4 separate regions of the Homo sapiens genome follow, and all the other regions are linked to region 3. Evidence: read pairs that join two places in POLR2A ChIA-PET (ENCODE). Cell type or tissue: MCF 10A. All regions are shown on one strand. Each heading gives the region's core, and the rest is flanking DNA. Links, peaks and the distances in the headings are about the cores only. Region 1 overlaps LRIG3 (leucine rich repeats and immunoglobulin like domains 3). Region 2 overlaps LRIG3 (leucine rich repeats and immunoglobulin like domains 3). Region 3 overlaps LRIG3-DT (LRIG3 divergent transcript). Region 4 overlaps LRIG3-DT (LRIG3 divergent transcript).

Region 1 (5,307 bases), core at 92-5,091, 150 kb before region 3:
CCAAACCAGTGAAGGCTTTTTTAGTAATAGAACGGATCCGATTTCCTTGGAGTATCCTGGGGAAAAAAATTACATTGGAGCACTTAATTTAAAAAGCCATTTTGGGGTGGAACTCTCATAAACAGAACTGCTTTTTAAATTATGTGTGAGCAATTCCATTTTCTTCAATTAAACAATATATCCTGTAAAAATGTGTCCATGCCATCTATTTCAATAATGTAGTCGAACATGGTTTTTGAAGCATTCAACAAAGAGCCCAACAAAAATAGGTATTCAGTAAGTCACTCTGCTGATTAAGTTAAATCACTGTTTTTCAGAGTCCTTTTAGGAATAGGTAGAGACTTTATTTCAAGTAAACTGTCTCAGAACACTAACAAAGCAGATAATAGTGAACGTTTTCTCCTTCCTCTCCTTCTCTGTGGATACCTTCCATCCATAGGAGTTTGGGACTATAGGGAGCTGAATTTGAATACTGCTGGCTTAACACATGTAATTTGACCATCTGCAAGACCATTTTATGGTTAATTATAAGATGTTTTCATCCTGTTTTGCTTGTAACCTACCACAGCATTATCAGTGGCTACTAGATTACTTCATTAAAAAAATTCCTACGGGGACAGTACAACATTGAGGATTTCAAGATGTGGAAGTGCCTGCACTAACTTTTACGCAATGATAATTCCAAAAGTGTAAGCCCTCAACATAGATGAAAATTATTATGAGGATATTAAAGTAAATTACACATACTAAAATGTTGAATAAAACACTTTCACCTAAGGAAGAAAAAGTTAATAATATACATCTTGCGCAACAGCAGGCATTTGGGGAGAGGATCAAGGGTGGTAACCAGATTAAGCACTGATTTCTCATCTCTTCATGATGTCAACTTGTATAGCTGACTTCAGTGAAGACAAAATTTTTAAATCAAAGAGTGAGCTAAATTATGAGGCAATTCATACTCACAGTCGCCTCAGTTTGTCAAGCCCAGAGAAAGCACCATTCATGTCTTCAATAGTCCAGGAAATTTCATTGTTCTTCAGATCCCTAATTTTAAAAGAAGCATTCCCTTTAGAGTGATAAGCTCAGAAAGCCTAGTATCACCACCCAGGTGGCATATCATTTGTAAAAAATTTCTCATAATTCCCCACATTATCTCCACCTCTCTCAAAATAATAGAAAACTCTTTTTCTCCAACTTACCTCTTACACCCTGCCTGATTCCCTCAACAACATTTTAAGTTTTTCCCTAAAATCCGAAAAAGCTGACACTGGCCCTATTAATTCCTCTATCAAAATGACTACATTCTGAATGATCCGAACAGTCTGAAAAATACATTAAACTTTAAAACCACTCTTCCAACCACGCATGCAGAAGTTCGCCAAAGCATACAGTATGTCTTTCAATTACGTAATGCTTCAAATAGCGAACAGAGCAAAAGTTTCTGACAGAGCAAAAATCAAAAGCCCATTGCACAACCTTAAATTACCATTTGAGAAATTTTTCAAAGGTCAATTAATTTAACTCCCTTTTCTTTCTCTTAGGACAGAGATCAGGTTGAGGATATAACTGGCATGATAAACAGTATCTTCCTTGCCCTTTGTAGACCTTTTTGCTCTAAGTAATTTTTAATCTGTATTTTACAAAGAAAAACTTAGTGGACTTAAAATTGTTTCCCTCTTAAGCAGTTACCAATTTCCTGGAGATCCTGAGAAGGTTCACTGTAATCACCAAAACAAACTGATCACTGTCCTTTTTAATCCCTATACGAAACACATATGGATGAAATGGATCCATTGTAATCAAACTGATCTGGGAAAGATTAAGATACTACTTCTGAGGCTGTATGCATTTCCTTGACAACAAAGGAAATCTGCTAGGAGAAAAGTGGGCATATTTAGGAACCAATTACGTTCGAGTACTGACAGCAAAACGTGTAACTTACAAAGTCTTTAAACTGGAAAGCCCCCGGAAGGCACAATCAGCAATGTAGCTGACTCTGTTGTTCCCAATGTGCAGTGTATTTAGTAAGCTTAGGCCAAGGAAGCTTGAATCATCTAACCTTGATAAGTGATTGAAAGTTAGGTCCCTGTAAAGAAAAAAGAGAAAAGCAATAGCTTTTATTTTTCAATTCAACACAATGATTTGTTTTCCAAAAGACAGGTACTGTATGAGCTACACTAATCCTTATTTTTAAATTCTGCCTTAATAATATCCAAGTAAATATTTCTAATATCAGTAATTAAAAAAATACGTTCTCTTTACTTGAAAATAACCATCATTGCTTTTGCCAACGTGACATAGAACTGCAACAGTAGAACTGGCTTCAACTTATCACAACAAAAATAAGACTAGGTTGCATGTGAAAAAAGCTGTCACCTTGGAAACTTTGTTATGAAAATTTCACAGATCAGTGGTAAGAAGCTCATGCCCTGGCATGATCCCTGCTCTCAAACCTGAGGAGAATAAATAAAAGGCAACTCACAGCTCACTGAGCTTCTGGCAGAACTCCCAGGCATCAGGGCTGATCCTGTTGATGGCATTTTGGCTGAGATGAAGTTCCTGCAGCATCAGCAAGCCGTAAAGCCAGCCTTTGGTAATCTCTGTTAGGTTGTTATGGTCCAGCTGCCTACATTTACAGTAAGAATCAAAAGCAGGATCAAAACTTCATTATCTAGTCTCTTCAAAGGGGACATATGATTACAACCTATTACAGATTCCTATTGTTATTAGATGTTTAGCTTTTGTTATATGAAGACGTCAGCAAAAAAATACTATATAGTTTATACTATACTAAATTTAGGTACTTATAAATTATCGATCACATTACCTGAATCAAAACTGAATACTGACTTATAAATAAGATTGTGGATGATGAGATTTTAACATAGGATTTCACATAAGACCTGCTGAATGTACACTGAGCATTCTATGATCATACTACCTCAGTAGGAACTGTGATAACCCACACTTACAAAATTTCCATGTTGCTCAGCCCCCAAAAAGCTCCATCCATAAGTTTCGTTACTCCATTTCTTTGCATTTTCAGAGACTTCAGAGCACCAAGGCCTTGGAATGTCAGTCCATCTACATTTTTAATCTTGTTTCGGTTCAATTCGCTGCATTGAGTATTACAAGAGTTAGCTTATATGACAATTAAATTCTGGAGGTAGTAATAAAATGTGTCATTACTACAATATAGTTCAACCAGTCAGTGTTCAATTACATACAGTGTTTTCAGTTTCTAAACATTTTTATTGCAAAGAATTTCAATTTGTTAAGCAGGCAGTGAATTTCCTACTGAAATGTGTCATGTGTTTTTGGAATAATAAAATACTGAAACTAGACTGCACTTTAATTTCTAAAGTCTTGTCCACTCAGTATAGACACAAACAAATTAAGATTTGTTTTTAAACAATCCAGAATGAGATTATTAAATGTTACACTAAAACATGAGGTCTATCAAGGAGCTGGGCCTCAAGTTTATCCTGTACAATCTGTTTACAAGTTGGTTACTATCTTTCACCCTTCTTTTTAGGTTTAATGCTTTCTCTTTAAGGCAGTAGTTCTCAGCCTTGGTTGCACACTGGACGCAACCTGGGAGTTTTAAAAATTTCTGAAGCCTGGATCTTACCCTTAGAGGTCCTAATATAATTGGTCTAAGGTGTGGCCTGGGCAGTGAGATTTTTTAAAAGCTCCCCAAGTGTTTGTAATGTGCAGCCAAAGTTGCCCTATTGCAGGAGTCTGTTCACAGATCGCTCTACCATTATTAACAAGACAGATCTTTACAGCCACTTAAGCTATCAGAGCCTCCTGGAGTTGCCGGTATTATTCTCATAAACCACAGCTGTTGAGACCTCGGATTTTTTCAGTGCCACAATGGCACTTTTGTACCAGCCTTGTTCAATGATTACACTGTTCACTCTTTCAGTAACAATCTAACGTGTCTTGTCAAGCAGCAGCTGGCACGAGGTGACGAGATGATGTTTAAGGCTCTTTCCAATTTGGAGATTCTACAGCTCCAACTCTCAAAGGAAAGGCAGCTACATCCTTGCTCCTAAACTCCTTTTTGCCACATTGTAGATTTTAAGGAAAAGACACCAAGGGTTTGGAGGAGGTGAGAAACAGTATCTAAGAGGACATTTTACTTACAGATGTTGCAGTTGGGGCAGTTTAAACATCTTGGGTGGGATAGCTGAGATTCGGTTCCTGTTCAGCTTTAACACAAGGAGTGTGTTGGCCAAATTGTCAAAATACCCAGGTTCCATTGATGTGACTCGGTTGCTGTTGAGATACCTGTTGAAAGTTTAAAGATGAGCTTCTCCTTCTGATTTATTTGCAAGTTAAAGTGCAGGCCATCTCTGTATTAGAAGGAGTCTCCAGAGAACTTAACCATCAATGGAAACTTAAAATAATTACTTTTTAGGTCCTCAAGGACAGATGTTAAGATTCACACATATTGCTGGGAAAAGAGTGATTAAAATATGTGACGGATGCAAAATTTTTTTATAAATATCCACTTTTTATGACATTCATTTATTAATAAAACATAGCAATGGTCTGATTTTGATTGTTTTTTTAAAAATGAGCACTTTTCACACCATCTAGGTTTTCTAATAAAAAATATGTAATTTTTTGTAATCTAAAAGTGTAAGAATAAACTGAAGATTGTGGTCATTCGAGCTTACAGCAAATTTCAAGTCAATAAATTATACTTTCAATCCATCAGTAGTAAAGTAGACAAAGTTTGTTATATCTTATTTTTTCATTGTAATATTTTCATTACAGGTGAAAGTTTTTGCTAAAGAAAACTTCACTTACAGATATTTGAGCTGTAGGGCTGGAAATGCAGTTTGGAGCTCTGAAATATTGTTGCTGCTAAGGTCCAAAGTTTCAAGGGACTGAAACTCTTTCAGATGTTCAGGGAGTATTTCAACAATCCTGTTTCCAGCCCTAGAATTAAAAGAAACCACAGTTAACAAGGTTAACGGTACAACAATCTGAAAGAAGAAAAATATTTTCTATTCCTGACTGGTTCTTCAGAAATATGGAACTGACTAATCTGAACAGTACTTTTAAAAGTTAAAGAGCAATACCATGGCCATTTTAAGTTATTCATTAAATTATAAATCATAATATTCAAATATGTGGAAAACATTCCTATATAAATCTGGGGTTCTGTTTAGCAGCTGTGGCTGTCTAAATGCTATGCACTTAAAGACAGTGGTTTGATTTTTCTTTATCCTATTTTTCTTTTTTTTTAAAAATTTTTATTTATTGTTATTTTTTAGAGACAGGGTCTCACTCTGT
Region 2 (5,307 bases), core at 54-5,053, 140 kb before region 3:
CTATTACTAGAATGAAGGTGAGAGAGGGCATGAGGGAATAGTGTGGGTTCAGGATAAGTATCGGTAATACAAGAGTTTTTGTGGCAAGCTATACTGAAAAGTCAAGTCATGCAGGTGGGAATGAATTTTACGGGCTTCAAGAAACACCACAGAAAGGTTGCCCAAAATGGGTCATTGTCAAATCTAAAATTGTCATTACCTTGGAAAAAACAAGTCTTATTAAGGAAAACAATGGAGACACAGGAACAGAAAAGTTACCCATATATATTAATCTGGACTAAGCCATCCATTCATTCATCCAACACACATGTACTGAGCATCCACCATGGGCCAGGCACTATGCTACATGCCAGGGTTGCAATGGAGAAAATAAAAGACATGATCTCAGCTGCTGTAAAATTTCATTTTGGTGGGGGAAACTTCTTTTAAAAGAATAACAAATAGATGAGTAAAAAATACAATTACTTATATGATGATAAAGTAGACATTATAATAAAGAAGATATAAAAATGTATAAGGGGAAACCTAAGAGTCTGATTTAAACAGTGCAGGCAGGGTGAGTATTCTAGGCAGTGGGAAATACGTATGCAAAAGAACACAGGGCTGGAACAACCTGGCACATCTGGAGAACTGAGGAGTGACTCCAGAGACTGCTCAATGGGCCAACAGGATGCAGATCATGCAGAGCATTGTACGTCTTGAGAAGGATTTTTTTCTTCACCTCAGAGCAATGGGAACTGTTGAAGGGTTTAAGGAATCATGCAGCAATTACAAATTTATGTGTCAAATACAGTCATTCTAAATTGAGAATTCAAAAACCTAGCAACCTTGAATTCTGGGGGCCAGTTTATATTTAAATGTGAAGATAAACTTACAGTGTTTGTCACAAATACAGCTCTGTGTATAGTAAACTCTCTTTTATGTGTAAGTCATCTATAAACATTTAAAATCCAATAAAAGATTACAACTTATCATATTAAGACGTTTATGTGTTTATTTTGTAAGACTTGAGCTGCATAAGTTTATTTCCACTAAACGTAATATCTGGTTTGTATGTACTGGTGAAGGCTGCAGTCCCCTGCTGTGGTTTTAACATGTGTCCTCTCCAAAACTCACGTTGAAATGTAATGTTCAATGTGGTCGTACCGATAGGCCCTTTAAGAGGTGATTGCGTCATGAGGGCTCTACCCTCGTGAATGGATTAGTCTACTGATGAATTAATGGTTTAATAGATTAATGAGCTATCATGGGAGTGAGACTGGTAGCTTTATAAGAGGAAGAGACACCTGAGCTATCGTGTTCAGGCCCCCTTGACACAAGATGCCCTACACCGGCTTAGGGATTCTGCAGAGTCCCCACCAGCAAAAAGGTTCCCCAAATGAGGCCCATCAACCTTGGACTTCTCAGCCTCCACAATAAGAAATAAATTCCTTTTCTTCATAAATTAAAGACTCTATAGGTATTCTGTATAGCTTTCTGCATAGGTTTCAGGTATTCTGTTATAAGCACAGAAAATGAACTAGGACAACCTCTAATAAAATGATGTCCTTTACATGTGAAGCAAACAGCCCATTCATCTGCATCAGGAGAGCACACGTCCTAGATAAATTTGGCAGTAAAGATGTCAAATTCCATGGGTTTCTCTATACTCAGATCAGAGTATAAGGATGGGATATGGTTTCTGTCCACTTAATAAAAACAAAACTCTCCAATTTCCCCAGAAACTTAAGTTCTAACTGTGGCTAAAGCTGCTCCTCAACTTCCATAATTAATATGAAAAACTGATGACCACTTTTCAAATACTGAGTTATAAAAGTTCCCTTTTTTTAAAAAAGGTAGCAACTATTTGCGGTCTACTGCACGTTACTAAGAGATACCCTCACTTGAAAACACATTTAATGCTTGCCTTCCCTCTTTGCAACTTTACCTCTGAATTCAGAGCATATTAAAATATCAATATTACTTTAAAGTTATATGTTGAGTTTGATGAATTAAATAAACTCTGTGCCATGTACTCAAGCAACAGTCTCTCAAATGTTTCCCAAAGCTGTTTTTTTCATGGTCTGATTTTTGGAATGTAATGAGAAATGCACGCTTATGAATGAAATTCTCACTTAATATGATGCTGGGTTCAGTATATAAATAGCAGAATATTGCAGATCTGATTTGTGATCACTATGGCCAACTCTACCCTATTCATCATTCATAAGCCAACGCTCCTATGACTCCCACCTCGTGGCCAGTTTCCCTTTGTGAGAAAAAGAGATGTGGCCCTAACACATGGTAGGGCTCACAACACTGAACAGCTCCAGGGGTCAATGGAAAAGAGGCATTTGGCAAGTCAAAATTATTATCAAAGCCACATTTATTTGTTTTTATCCACTTGATTTTAAAAATTAAATGACTTTAATGAATGAAAATGAAATGACCTTTAGTACTATCAAACACAAGGAGAAAAGTAGATTCTTTGCTTAACTGTAGTCATTTTATTCCCCTGCTTAAAAAAAAAAAAAAAAGTCTTCAATGAAGACTCCCCAAACATGCAAACCACCTAAGCATGGAAGAAGCTTCCTGAGCTGATCCCTGCAAACTCACACAAGTTTCCTTCCTTCTCCACCTCACTTCCCCTCACGCTCCACACATCCTGAAACCTATGTGCTGGTACATGCCCAGGCATCTTCCACTGTCCCAGGCACACTCCACGTGTGCTATGTCTTTACCGTCTGTCTTCTCTCTTGTTCAGAGCACCTTGAAAGTGGAGGCCAAATCCTATTTTTCCTTGTTCCCTAGCACTTAGCACACAGTAGGCATTGTTGCTGGGCATTCTGAAGAGCTTGAAATTCACCTTATAGATACAAAAGCCCTCAGGCTACAAATATTGTTGTTATTTATAATTGAGTACCCACCAAAATTATTAGGAACCATGAAGAGAGAAGTTTTCCTGAAAATTCACCCCCAATGCAAAATGGTTTTTCCTTCCCTCATCTCTTGCTGCCAGGATAATGTTTCTAAATCCTGCATTCCTCCTGTGACCCTCCCATTCAAGAATCCACTTTGGCCCACTGCCTCCAGTCTCTGCTCCTCTGCCAAGCCCACCACAATGCAAAAGCAGCAGCTGCTGGCGCTCACATTTTCAGAACTCTTTCATGTACATTATGCCATTTGATCCTTTACCGGAACCCCAGGAGAGAGATGGGCAGACATCTTAGACTGTTTTCACAGATAAACAAAGAAAAGTTAATTAAGTCTGTCTAAGGTCAGACAGGTTAGTAGTGTGAGACGAGACGAAAACCTGTGCATCTGTGAGTCCAATTCCCAGCTCAGGGCTCTCTTCTAATGCACAAGGGCCCGTGATTTCTCTTGTCTACTCGATTCTTAGTGAGCACCTTCTGTGTGTCTGAGACTGTAGTGGGCTGAGGGGATTGAGAGCTCGCTAAGATAAAAGTTGGACCCTGGAAGGAGATGTGTGACCATGTCATTAGAGACTACACATGCTGTGCTTGTGAAAGCTTCAAAACTGGAAAAGAAAAATCGCCATCCTTGGGATTCTACAATAACTATAGTTAATGACATACAAATTGCCAATACTCCCTACCACCCAGTATTGATCTCTGTAGCACAGCAATGGGCATGACTGTCCTAATTTCCTGCATCCCCAAAGCATCTCCAATACAGAAGGATGCATGATGTGATGGAACCACATCTCGCGGCATTAGGTTCCAAGCCAGCAGATGGCGGAAAACCATGTATCATCAACACACCCTTGAAGATCTCTTATGACACCAGCAAGGTACTTTATGTAGACAGTCTTCCCCTCTCAATGAATCTAACATGGGCAGTTTTCCTTCAGTGTGGGAAGAGATCAGTGTGGAAAGAGGAGGGTTTTGTCACTGTTGTGCATTTTAAATTTTTAGTTCAGGGCCTGTCAAAGTAGTTCAGAAATGTGAAGGGCACAGGGGCCGTGAAAAAGCTGTATGCCTGAACACCAAAGTCACCCTCAGTGGGCTGAGATATTCATGCTTAGAAAGGCATATGGGAAAGGGGGCTTTTATTTCCCACCTCATACATACTCCAGGGCATACACTCACCAGCTAGGGTGGTCAGCTGAATCCTTGTGTTAAGTGACTTCTCTTGTTCTTTTTTTACTTTTAATTATTGCTGCTATTGTCAGAATTATTATTATTTTCTCAAGCATGCATAGTTGAACACAAGTTATGTAAAACGTAGGTATGCTGTTGCCACTGTAAATCTTTAGCCACTGGTTTAAACTAAGTGTATAGAAGGAGATCTGTCTGAATTACGCTAAGTGCAGCAGCATGTGGTTATTCCATGAATATTCTTTAATTCATACATTCATAGATAATGTAATTCATACATTAATTAAGCACTAACTTATGCCATATACCTGCATTAAGTGCTGAGGAAAAGAAGAGTTAGCTACAGAGGCCTCAAAATACAGCAGAGGATAAAAATATAAACAAAATTATTTAATTACTGCGTAAGTTGGATATACAAGGTAAGATGGGCCTGAATGTGGCAGGGCAGGCTCAGCAGAGATGACTCAATGTCCCCAGAAACACACACAACTCCCTCCCTCACTTTCAGTCCCTGATTCAAGTATCTTCCTCCTGGCAAGCCTTTCTCTACATCCCCATTTAAAACTGTAAAACCCCTCTTTGGCCACATGCTTCCGACACCTCTTCCCTGCTGCTTCTCTCCAGGACTTAATCCCCTTCTGATCACATCTCTTATTTATTTTTTGTGTTTCTCCTTCCATGAGCAGGTCAGCTATAGAGGGCAGGGATTCCTGTCTGCTTTCTGAATCCTAATCTTAGAACAGTACCCAGAACATAGTAGGATTTGGTAAATATGTGCCTTTCCTGACTACATTAAAGAACAATTGCCAGAGCTCTCTAATCCCTTCATTCTCCTTTCTTTCTCTTCATAGCATTGATCATGAACTGATGTTATCTTTTCTTTTCTTCATTTATTTTTCTCTCCTCACTAGAATGGAAGCCTCAGGCGTCAGGATAAGAGGGAGTTTGTATGCTTTTTCACTGGGTGTCCTAGCACTTAAAAGAGGGCTTGGTACATAGTAGATACTCAAAACATTGTAGTTGAATGAATCGTCATCCTTATCACAGCTCACATTCACTGAGCACTCAGTACATGCAAGACAGCTTTACCTGTATTCCCTGTATCTTCACAATAACTCTATGAGATAGACATCAGCATTATTCTCATTTTAGAGATGACTGACACAGTCAGTCAGTAACTTGCCCAAGGTTACAAACCTGGCAAAGGGTG
Region 3 (5,307 bases), core at 106-5,105:
ATAGCTCTGAGAAACCTACTTTGAAAGCCTACTAGTTATCTAGCAGACTGATTTTCCTGTTTTTTAGTTCTTTATTTGTAACCTGTCACCATCTAGAATGGGGAACTCCAACATGAAGGCTGGCCTCTGGTTTACTTGCTGAGGAGACTAGAATCTGGCCCACAAATTCAGATCCTTCGCTGGCTTACTATTCCCTGTGAACTAAGTTCCTAGATAGCAGTGTCCACCATGCTGATCACTTATATCCCCAGCATTAAGCACAATGTCTATAACACAGTAGATGCTCAATATATGTATTTGTTGAAAGAGTTAATGATAACCTCCAGGGCTCTTGTTTGCCAAACATCTCCTGCTCTGGGTCCTTTGTCATCGGCCATACCCAGCCACTGGGAGACCACTATTCCACTAGGCAAACATTGCATCCTGCACATGCACGCAGACCATCTCTGAACTTTGTATGCTGTATCTGGTGCATCTGGCTGTGCTTTCTGAGCCGATTTCTATAGTCAGTGCTCTCAGTACTGGTTCCCTCTAATGTTCTGGGTTCAAATCACAGGCTACCTATCTCTTTGTTCCCCAAGCCCAAAGTGGTTCATTAACATCTCTTGTCTGTGATACTCTTTTTGATACTGAACATCTCTTAGCACCCAACTGGCCCACCAATGCTGGCTGAATGGAATTAAATTTAAATTTGCATGGCTGCGTGCTCCTCTCCCTGTGTTCTCAGGGACGGTGCTCAGAGGCCCTCTGATGAGATGGGAGAAGAACCTGTCATGGGCTAGGTTCAGGCCTCTGCATGCTGCTTGTGCAATCTTACAGATTCTTCATAAGCTTTGGGATAGGCCAGTTCAACAGGAACCCATGTCCTTAATAGGAAGTTATGAATTTTAACTAAGGTTAAGATTAAATTAATAATACATTAAACCAGATCTGCTTCCTAATTATCATTCTAGGTTGAAGCAAGTTTTTAGAAGTGAGGCAAAGTCAATGATTTCATTCAGATTTTGGATAGCCAGAATTCCAGGAGACCCAGACTCTTCCCTCCCACCTCCCTTCCAAGTCACTCCCTGCTGAAATAAGCCATGGCGGGAAAAGTTGTATTGTCTGTTTTGATATAATTTTTAGATCTCTTCTTCCTAAGTTCATTAAAGCTTTTTTTCCCCCTCCTGTAACAGTACGTTGTTAGCCTTGGGGTTCTGGCCAAGTTCCAATTTGAGCAATTAATTTTATTTCAGTGCTCAGCCCTCCCTGAAGTTTCAGACAGGAAAGGTGCGTTCTTTGTCTTCCTCAGCAAGTCACTCCTGATGGTGAAGCAGCTGTTGCTGCCTTCCCAGAGGAGAGAAGGTTGAGAATTGGTGAGAAAGCTTCCTGGCTCTTTGAGGGAGCTGCTTGCAGAGTGATCTGGGACAAAAGGCATCCTTGGGAATGTGAGGCTTTTTTTCTTTTTTTTTTTTTTTTTAACTACAGCAGTCTCCAAGCCATCCATCACTCCTCTTTTGAACCACTGGCTTAGCACAGAACAAAATGGGAAGTGATTGTGTTTTCTTGAAGAGCTGTTTCTGAATGTGATGGCTTCCTTTGAAGCCCAGTCAAAGGGATGTTTTTATTTTGTTTTTGTTTTCCTGAAATCCCACCAGTTTCCCTCACCTCCTACAAGACCTCACACCACAGCCTACCATCATGCCTGATACCTAAGTAGCTGCCTTCACAGCTAACAAAAGACAAAGAAAACACAGATGCAGATTATTCTAAAGGAGTAAGTTAAAGAAATGAAAGGGGCTTCCTTTTTAAGTTCAAATAGCAAAAGCAACTAATATACTTTGGAAAGCACACGCGATAACACAACACCCAAATTCACTTGGAGAGGTTCCCTGTGACATGCTCTAACAAGTCAGAAATTCAGTAAGTGTAGTTATATCCTGCAAGTGATTTTGAAAAGGTGTAGAGAATAACCCTTTCTAGATGCATACTCTATGTTTTACTTGGCCCAGACAACAGTGTTTGATGGAATGATAATTGGATGTTGATGAAAAACATCAATCATCATTGCATTGTGACTTGAGTTATATTTGTTTAATGTTAAACTTTCAGTTGTGAAATAAACCATTCCGGCTGGGGAACAGATGATTTTGTTTCTAAAACTTCATTCTTTCACTTATTAGGCAAGAGTGAGTCATTCCTTATAACAACTGGGCTTATTGAAAATTCCAGAATTACTCACACAGGTTTGAAGCATTTTTCATGTAAAGAAAACATCCTTTTTTTTTTTTGGTTGCTGACTGTAACTATCCTTTCTAAAGCTCATGGTTCTGGTACAGCCCTATTGCTAATACTGTTATTGTCCAGGCATGCTTTATGTATATTTGTATTCTTCCAAAACAGGTCATCTATACTGTTCTGGGATCAACTACCTTTGTATTCATTTCTTAGTGGCCAATGTCAGCCTCACAAACATACATCTCTACATGCAAACAACTGGTTGCACTCAGCTCCCTCCCAGGTTTAGCCACAATGTAGGAGAAACACTATCTCCTCACCATTTCATTCTTTCCCTTCCTGAGTCATTCCCTGTGGGGAAGCACCAACAAATCCTCACTCTTGTTTTCACCAATTACAAGTCAGTTAACGTTTTATCCCATAGATCACTCTCACATATAAACACTCTGCCTTTGTCAGTTGGTTCTGGATTCCCTACCATGTCCTTACTCCTTTTCCACCATCCAGGGAAATCATTATCTCCATCATTCTATTCACTGCATCATCAGGGATCTTATCTCAGCCTGAAAGTATAAATCTGTTCTTAAATATCTCCCTCACCAGACTGTAAGCAACAAGAGTGAAGTGTTCCCATCTTCATTTGCTCACTGCATAATTTTTTTTCCCTTTTTCCAGTGCCCAGCCTGGAAAATGATAATATTTATTAGATAAAAAAACCACTAGAAAAGCTTCAGGGACTTTTAACTTTCATTACGAAATATACCTTTCTTTCAAGCACCAATAATCAAGATGTTTAAGTTGCATGTAGGAACACAACTTTAATTCCTCATTTATTTAATTTTTTATTTCCTATGTTGCATTAATTAGACATGTGGCAACAATATGATTTCTTTTATTTTTTTTTCATTGAGATAGACATATTTCTGTTACATAGTGTGGCTGTCTTGGTTTTTGTGAACTACTTGGAATGTAACTACAGTCTCTAACATCATTTTAGTGTTGAAAGGAGACTTATTGAGTCGGGCATCATGCTAAGTACTTTTGCACATTTTAATCTATTTCATCCTCACAATAGCTATGTAAGGTTAATATTTTTTATGATCATTTTACAGAAAAAGAAATTGAGGATTGGAGCGGTCAAGTGGCTTGCCAAGGTCACACAGCTAGTTAATAAAGTTGTCAGGAAGATCTGCATGACTTTAAAGCCCATGCTTTCCCTGTTATATGACCTGAATTTTAAATACATGTTTTGAGAACAAGCAAAAAAGACATCCTAATTAAGTTCATTTTGGATTAGTGGGATCAACCTTCTAATGAAGCAAACAATAAAAGCTGCACAGCTCGGTCAACAGTTGAACTAAAACTTTTGTTCACCAGATTGACCATTAGTTTGCACTGACCAAATTAAATATAATGTAGTGTGGAAGTATTAATAGCTACAGCCATGTTTAACCAAAAATATGACAGTCTATTATAAGTTTGTCAATTGAAACCAAAAATGTAAACTTTATGATGTCGAAGGTCAAAGGCTGGGGCTAAGGGTGTCAGATGTCTGAGAGAGTCTCTAGAACCACAGAGAACAGAGTCCCTGTTTAATATTAATATTATCCAGTAATGACCCTAAGTATTAGACAATGGGAAATGTGTCGAAAAATATGGAAGTCACATGAAGGCAATTTAGCTACTCCAACTAAATTGAATCATTTCTGCAGAGTGGTAATTTTGATGGAATACCAATCATACAATGGGTCTCATCCCACAATACGTTAAAAGTGCTGCCTGACAGTTTTCAAATAGAAAGTTAAGTACCATTCTGCTCCTGAATGCAGTCTAAATTTTAATACCTTAAAAAGCAAAAAGCAAAAATACAGGTGTGGTAAGCAAGAATACTTTTTGTGGGGGTGGGACTGCATGACACAAGATGTTTAATAATTAAGTTGATTGGATTTTGCAACTTCCCATAAGGTATTTTGGCACTGTGCACTAATCATTACACACAGAATGTATTTGTTTAGAGAAAACAGCTCACAGATTCATTTCTTTATTTAGGTATGTACCGAGAAACATTTTGAATGGTCAAACTAAGACTTTATTTACATAGTTATATAATTTTCTTTCATCTTGGGATTTCAAAGAGCTTTGTGATGTTGCGTTTCGAGTTGATTAAGCCTCACAGCTTCACTAAACACTGTATTATAATATTACAGATGAACAGAAGAGGCAGAATTTCAGTTTCTTGGGTGGATTTTCTTTATGTTTGAAATTAGCTAATGAAGAATGCATGATGCTACATATAAAGATTTTCGTTTTTTTTTCTAAGATACAGTTTTTGCTTTGGGATAATTTTAGATTTAGAAAATGTTGCAAAAATAGTACATAGTTTTAATACATTTTACCCAGTTTCTCCTAATGTTAACACCTTATAGAATTGTGCATAATTCCTCATTTATTTAATTTTTTGGGTGCATTACTACTAAATGGGTACATTACTACTAAATATGCTACTGACTTTATTTGGATTTCACCAGTTTTTCCATTAATGTCTTTTTTGTGTTCTGGGATCCAACCCAGGATTTCACCTTGCATTTAGTCCTCACATCTTCTCAGTCACCTTGGGTCTGTGACAGTGTCTGAGACTTTCTTTATTTTCATGATCTTGGTAGTTTTGAAGAATACTGGTCAGATATTTAGAAGAATGCCCCCCAATTTGGGTTTGTCTCATGTTTTTCTCATGGTCAGATTGGGGTCATGGAGTTTTATGAAGTACTGTGACCTACCACCACTGGCGACGTTAACCTTGATTGCTTGTTTCATGTAGTGTTTTTCAGGTCTTTTCACTGTAAAGTTTTTCTCCTTTCCCCACTGTATACTTTGTAAGAGGGTCACTAAGTCCTAAATGCAGCCCAGACTCAAGACAGGAGAGATGATTAAACCGGCATAGGGAGTATCTACATATCTTAATCGGAATCCTTTCATAAAAGACATTTGTCCCTTCCTTTTTTATTTTACTAATTTATATCAGGATAGACTCATTTATATTTATTTTATATTTTGGGTTATAATCTAATACCACATTTTTATTTTATTGCT
Region 4 (5,307 bases), core at 144-5,143, 51 kb after region 3:
TAATATTAATACAAAATACCTGACTAGTATTCCTCAAAAGTCTCAAGGTCATCAAAAGCAAGGAAAGTCTGAAAAACTGTCATAGCTAGGAGGAACCTCAGGAGACATGATCACGAAACATAATGTTATCCTGGAGGGGATGCTGGGACAAAAAAAGGACAGCAGATAAAAAGTAAGAAAGCCTAAATAATGTAATGCACTTTAGTTAATATATAATAATGTATCAATATTGGTTGTGACAAATGTACCATACTAATGTAAGAAGTTAATAATAGAGGAAACTGGATATGAGGTATATGGTAACTCTCTTTACTATCTTTGAAATTTTTTTGGTAAAAAACCTAAAGATGTTCTAAAATAAAAAGTTTACTTTCAATAAAAGTACTCTGTAAAATCAGTAACACACTGATTTAAACATCTATTGATTTTGATGTCTCTGTTGTCACATATTTCTTTTATTTCTTTCCCAAAGGTGATAACTTCATTAGAGAGTCTGAAGAGAAAAAATTACTTATTCATTCACTTATTCAACAAGCAAATACTGAATAATAATAATAACAGCTAATCTTGATTGTTTATTGTTTTCCAGACAACGTGCATGAAACTTGGCTTATGTAATCTCATTGAGTTCTTACAACAACATTATGAACTCACTGTTATTATTGTCCTTATTTTATAAATAAGGAAACTGAGGCATAGAGAAACTAAATATTTTGCCACAGGTTGTTTGGCTGATAATTTGTAAATCTGGGGTGTAACTATCAGCTTCCTCTCCATACTGTCTCTATCCTCCTAGATTCTTTATCAGGTAGGGTTGCATTAAACTGTATATAACAGAAACCCAACTAAAATGGTTTTGCTAATAGGGTTTTATTTTTCTCATATGAAAAAGAATGAGGCTTGTATGGCTGATTCAGGAAATAATCAAGGACTCAGATTCCTAGATATTTCCTCTTTTATCTTGATTGTATAGCTTTCCCCCTTATAATTCAGCCTCATGTATGTATGTATTCTAGGATAGAAGAAGGAAGTCATGAAGAAGAGAGCCATAGAGCCATACATTAATATATCAGGAAAGCAGAATTTCCCCCCAATCCCCTAGTAGCCTTCTGTTAATATATTATCACCAGAATGCTGTCATCTAGTGCAAGAGTGGCTGGGAGATTTAGTTCAGCATTTTTTTTTTTTTTCGAGATGGAGTCTCGCTCTGTGGCCCGGGCTGGAGTGCAGTGGCGCGATCTCCGCTCACTGCAAGCTCGGCCTACCAGGTTCACACCATTCTCCTGCCTCAGACTCCCGAGTAGCTGGGACTACAGGCGCCCGCCACCACGCCCGGCTAATTTTTTGTATTTTCAGTAGAGACGGGGTTTCACCGTGTTAGCCAGGATGGTCTCAATCTCCTGACCTCGTGATCCGCCCGCCTCGGCCTCCCAAAGTGCTGGGATTACAGACATGGGCCACCGCGCCCAGCCAGCATTTTTTATTAATTAAAAATAAAATCCTTTGGCCAGAAATTGCTGCTCAAAACAAAATAGAATTCAACGAGCAAAGAAGAAGAAGAGAGAATATGTAGTATATAGTGTGTGCTTAGTAAATAATTGTTGCATGAATTAAAGACTGGATATTGGGTACCATTGAAATGTCTACTGTAGTTATTGAGCTCTGATAGGCTACTTGAGTAGAAACCTATTCAAGGCACAGTTTTAAGAGCCCATTCAAGGCTCCTGAATCATTCATAGTTAACTGGAGGAGATGGTCTTATAGGCCATGTAAAATTGGAGAGATAGTCATGAGGGGAAAAGAATGGCCCTGAAATGCAGCCTAAGAAAAGTGGAAAGTCTTCCTACAGGAAAGGGCAACTGAGTGTAGACTAAGAGGATGAATGAAAGGTATGCAAAAGGAGGGGAACGTGTATTTCAGGCATTGAGGTGAAAACACACGATGTTAGGAACCAAAAGCAATGTGGCATTGAGGGAGCTCTGTACTAGTTCGCATGCTGCACAGGTCATTGTCTTCCTGTTTCCTACTTCTCATAGCTCCTTTGCAGCTGCTGGCTCTCAGTGCATATGCCTTTCCAGGGAGACTTCCCTGACCACCTCAACCAAAGAAATACCCCAGCCTTCCCTACCTGTCCGTGTCTAACTTGAGCTCTTGTTTATCTTTCTTAATCTTACTCTGTGCTCAGTATAAGCATTTGACAAATATTTGTAGAATGGCAGAAATGATAATCCTTTAATTTGTTTAATTTTAGAGGTATGAATCTTAAATTATTTCCTTCTGGGTATAATTCCAGGCATGTCCATCAGATATTTAATCTTTGATTACCCTTTAGCATTAATCTTATACATTTTTTCTCTTTTTTCTCCTGAGAATTTCTTTTACAGTTTGATTAATCAGGAACTAATGGTCTTGAAGTAGGGATCATGTCAAATATGTTTCTAGATTTTTCAAAGTACTTCATATGCTAGCCCATAGTAGATGGACAACATTTATTGTTATTAGATGCACATGTAGCATAAAACCAGGGATTCATAAAAATGTATTAAATGTAATAATTTCTATTGTAAAGAAATTGGAAAGTTCATTTCTACCATTATTTAAGACTATTCTAGTGTGTCTTACTGGAAGATCAGTCGATGTTTTGGAATTTCAAACAAAATTTGTCTACTGTTGATTATTGTGACACAGAAGAGTAGAATGTATGCCATAGCTTTTTATGATTCACATTTCTACAGGATTGCAGAGACATGTTTATGTATACCATTCCTCTGCCTGCTGAGGACCCATCAACTGCAAAGAAATACCATAATAAGAAAAATAAATTCATTTTGTAGAAATTCTGAAACAACTAAATGCAGTCTGTAGAAGTGTATTCTCATTGGATACTCCTCATTTATACTGGAATGGCAAAGTTTCCAATAGTTTTGTTCTTTATTTATGAAGCATTTTCTGCTTTTGCTTCATGCTATGTCACAGCAACTAATCTTGTTTTGCAATGCAATATGACAAGGAGCCAAGAGACCAGATCCCTAATGCAATGCTTTCCAGAGTGGAGTCCAGGAACACCTGTGGGGGCCCTTTGACTTCATGTAAATTTGTCAAAGCTGAAAATGTTATCTGGGGGAAAAAAGCTAAAGAGAAACTGGGGGGATAGTACTGAAGGAACTGTGGGTAGTGGGGAAAGGGTAACAAGGCTGAAAGTTATTAGCCAAAAGGAAACATGGAAAGTTCCAAAGAAAGGCCAAAATATAAAAACCTTTGGCCATAAGAATAAGAAAAATAAAGACTAACTATGAAAACTATAGCTTTATTCATTGGAAATCTTAGTATAAAAATCACAAAAGTATAGAATTTACCTCTCCAGACAAAAATAGTTAGGTGTTCAGTGAGGAGAGCTGCAGATTCTGCCAATGGAAATTCAAGAGGAAACAAATCCAGGCCAGCCATGAACTGGGGCTGTTTCTCAGAGATGCTCCCTGATTCTGCTTAGCGTCTTTTCCTAAGGTTCTATAAGCGCAGACTGAACCTGATACCTCTGTCCAGGCCTATTACATAGAACAGCTGAAAGTCATGTGATCTTCCGTACCTTCTGCTTCAAGCATCATCCTGTCCTATCACTGCTTCCATTTCTTCTTCCTCGGTGGCATGCAGTTATAGGTTTGAGAAGAAATAATGAGTTACCACCTTCACATAAAGAGGCAACTTGAAAGCTTTGAATATGAAAGGAATCTCGGGGATCCAGAGCTTCTTATTCAGCCCAGGTTTGGACATCTTTTCTCCATGAAAACTCAGAAAGAATTAGCTTTCTTATTCCTAGTTTCTAATAAATATGCATTAAATAGGATTGCCACACAAATTTGAATACTCTTGAGCAGTATCCTCCAAAAATAGGAGACAATCTGTTAATCGTGGTTGGAAACTGGATTCCTTGGCCTTCCATGGAGATATTTTACTAAGAACATGGCAGAAGTTGATATAATAGTAGAAGTATGCCAGCTTTTATGGGTGTCAACCACTAGCAGAATTTAGTCTTGGCGGTGGGATGGGGAAAAGTTGAAGAGTAAATCCATGATGATGATATTTTCGGAGCAATCGAGGTGCAGAGGGATTTTAGGGATCCTCACAACACAGGGTTTGCAGGTGTTGTTTCTGGGGAGGCAACACCTAAAGGAAAAAGTGATTAAATATGTCAACTGAAATCTGAAGAATAAATATGAATTAACCAGATGAAAGGGAAGGTGGGAAGTTCGGAGTAAGTGACGAAGAATATTTCAGGCAGAGGCACGGGCGCCTTCACAGGCTGAAAAGTCTGTGGCACATCTGGCAGAACTGCAGGTTGTCTGTACGGCTGGGATATGTTATACAATTGAGGGGGCATATGGGGAAAAGGGTGAGATTGTAAATGACCTGTGAAGTCATATGAAGAGATTTAGAGTTCATTCTGACAGCAATGAGGAATCCTTGAGGTCTGTTAACCAAGGAAGTTATGTAATTAGAGATGCATCTTCAAAGATTCCTCTGCAGCGTAGAGAGTAATGTGGAAACCAACAGAGACAAAGCATAGGCAGAGGGATGAGGAAGATCTTACAGGAATCCAGTCCTGAAATTGATCAGTTTCTCGGTTGTCTATTATTGTATGACAATCCTTCTTCTCTCCAAAAAATGTAATAAGATAATGAATGGATAAAACAGCAACCATTCTATGGTAGTTATTGTGAGTGAGGAATTTGCACAGAGCATGGAAGGTGGGGAGGACGGATTGTCTCCGCTGTCTGAGGACTGGGCCTTCAGCTGGGGTGACTGGTACAGCAAGCTATGGCTCGATGGCCAACTGGGGACTCTGTCTGGGGCTTTGCTTTTTCTCCTCATGGCATCAGCTGAGGTAGAAGCCAGAATGGCTTCTTTTCTGCCTTCTTCACACTTACAGGCACAAGGAAGAATTAATACCTCCTCTAATCCTTGTTCCCATAAGAGTTTATATATTCTTTTTATTATAGTACTCATTGTATTGATTACATTTTATATATATAGTGATACATGCAAAGAAAGTACTAACATGCAATTTCCCTTTTTATCATTTTCAATCTAGAATCCAAAGCTATTCAATATATATTTTACCTCAATTGAATTTAATAATAACAAAATAAAGTGATTCAATGATTAAATTGGCATCAGTGTCTAATTTTAATTAGGATGCTGGTCTAGTAAACTACAGAGGTAAAAAGTTTTAATCTGTTCACATATAAAAACTAATGTTTTTTTGATAACTAGTTCTAAGAAAAGAAGATAGTCAAACATTATTGTGTA

The links. Peaks named below come from ENCODE experiments on the same cell type or tissue, not always from the same donor. Only the 100,000 strongest peaks of a DNase experiment are listed, where the experiment ranks them.
Region 1: POLR2A ChIA-PET joins it to region 3 with 37 read pairs; 2 of 35 experiments call an interaction of 5 or more read pairs at or near these places.
Region 2: POLR2A ChIA-PET joins it to region 3 with 17 read pairs; 4 of 35 experiments call an interaction of 5 or more read pairs at or near these places.
Region 4: POLR2A ChIA-PET joins it to region 3 with 10 read pairs; 4 of 35 experiments call an interaction of 5 or more read pairs at or near these places.

Annotation. Positions count from the first base shown.
Region 1 is chr12:58,885,847-58,891,153 of GRCh38, forward strand. LRIG3 (leucine rich repeats and immunoglobulin like domains 3) reads right to left here. Exons shown (of 19, transcript NM_153377.5): 4 at 4,819-4,950; 5 at 4,150-4,293; 6 at 2,973-3,116; 7 at 2,483-2,626; 8 at 1,943-2,086; 9 at 964-1,044; 10 at 1-56. Among named protein-coding and RNA genes, the nearest start is that of LRIG3, 32 kb to the right of the region's middle. RefSeq lists an enhancer at 1,701-2,900. In MCF 10A, for the core only: no CTCF peak of the experiment used is centred there; no DNase peak of the experiment used is centred there.
Region 2 is chr12:58,904,452-58,909,758 of GRCh38, forward strand. The region is part of intron 3 of LRIG3 (leucine rich repeats and immunoglobulin like domains 3); the gene reads right to left. Among named protein-coding and RNA genes, the nearest start is that of LRIG3, 13 kb to the right of the region's middle. In MCF 10A, for the core only: no CTCF peak of the experiment used is centred there; no DNase peak of the experiment used is centred there.
Region 3 is chr12:59,039,428-59,044,734 of GRCh38, forward strand. All of the region lies in intron 2 of LRIG3-DT (LRIG3 divergent transcript), which reads left to right. Among named protein-coding and RNA genes, the nearest start is that of LRIG3-DT, 120 kb to the left of the region's middle. In MCF 10A, for the core only: no CTCF peak of the experiment used is centred there; DNase peaks (open chromatin) are centred at 1,364, 2,054 and 2,514.
Region 4 is chr12:59,090,557-59,095,863 of GRCh38, forward strand. The region is part of intron 3 of LRIG3-DT (LRIG3 divergent transcript); the gene reads left to right. Among named protein-coding and RNA genes, the nearest start is that of LRIG3-DT, 170 kb to the left of the region's middle. In MCF 10A, for the core only: no CTCF peak of the experiment used is centred there; no DNase peak of the experiment used is centred there.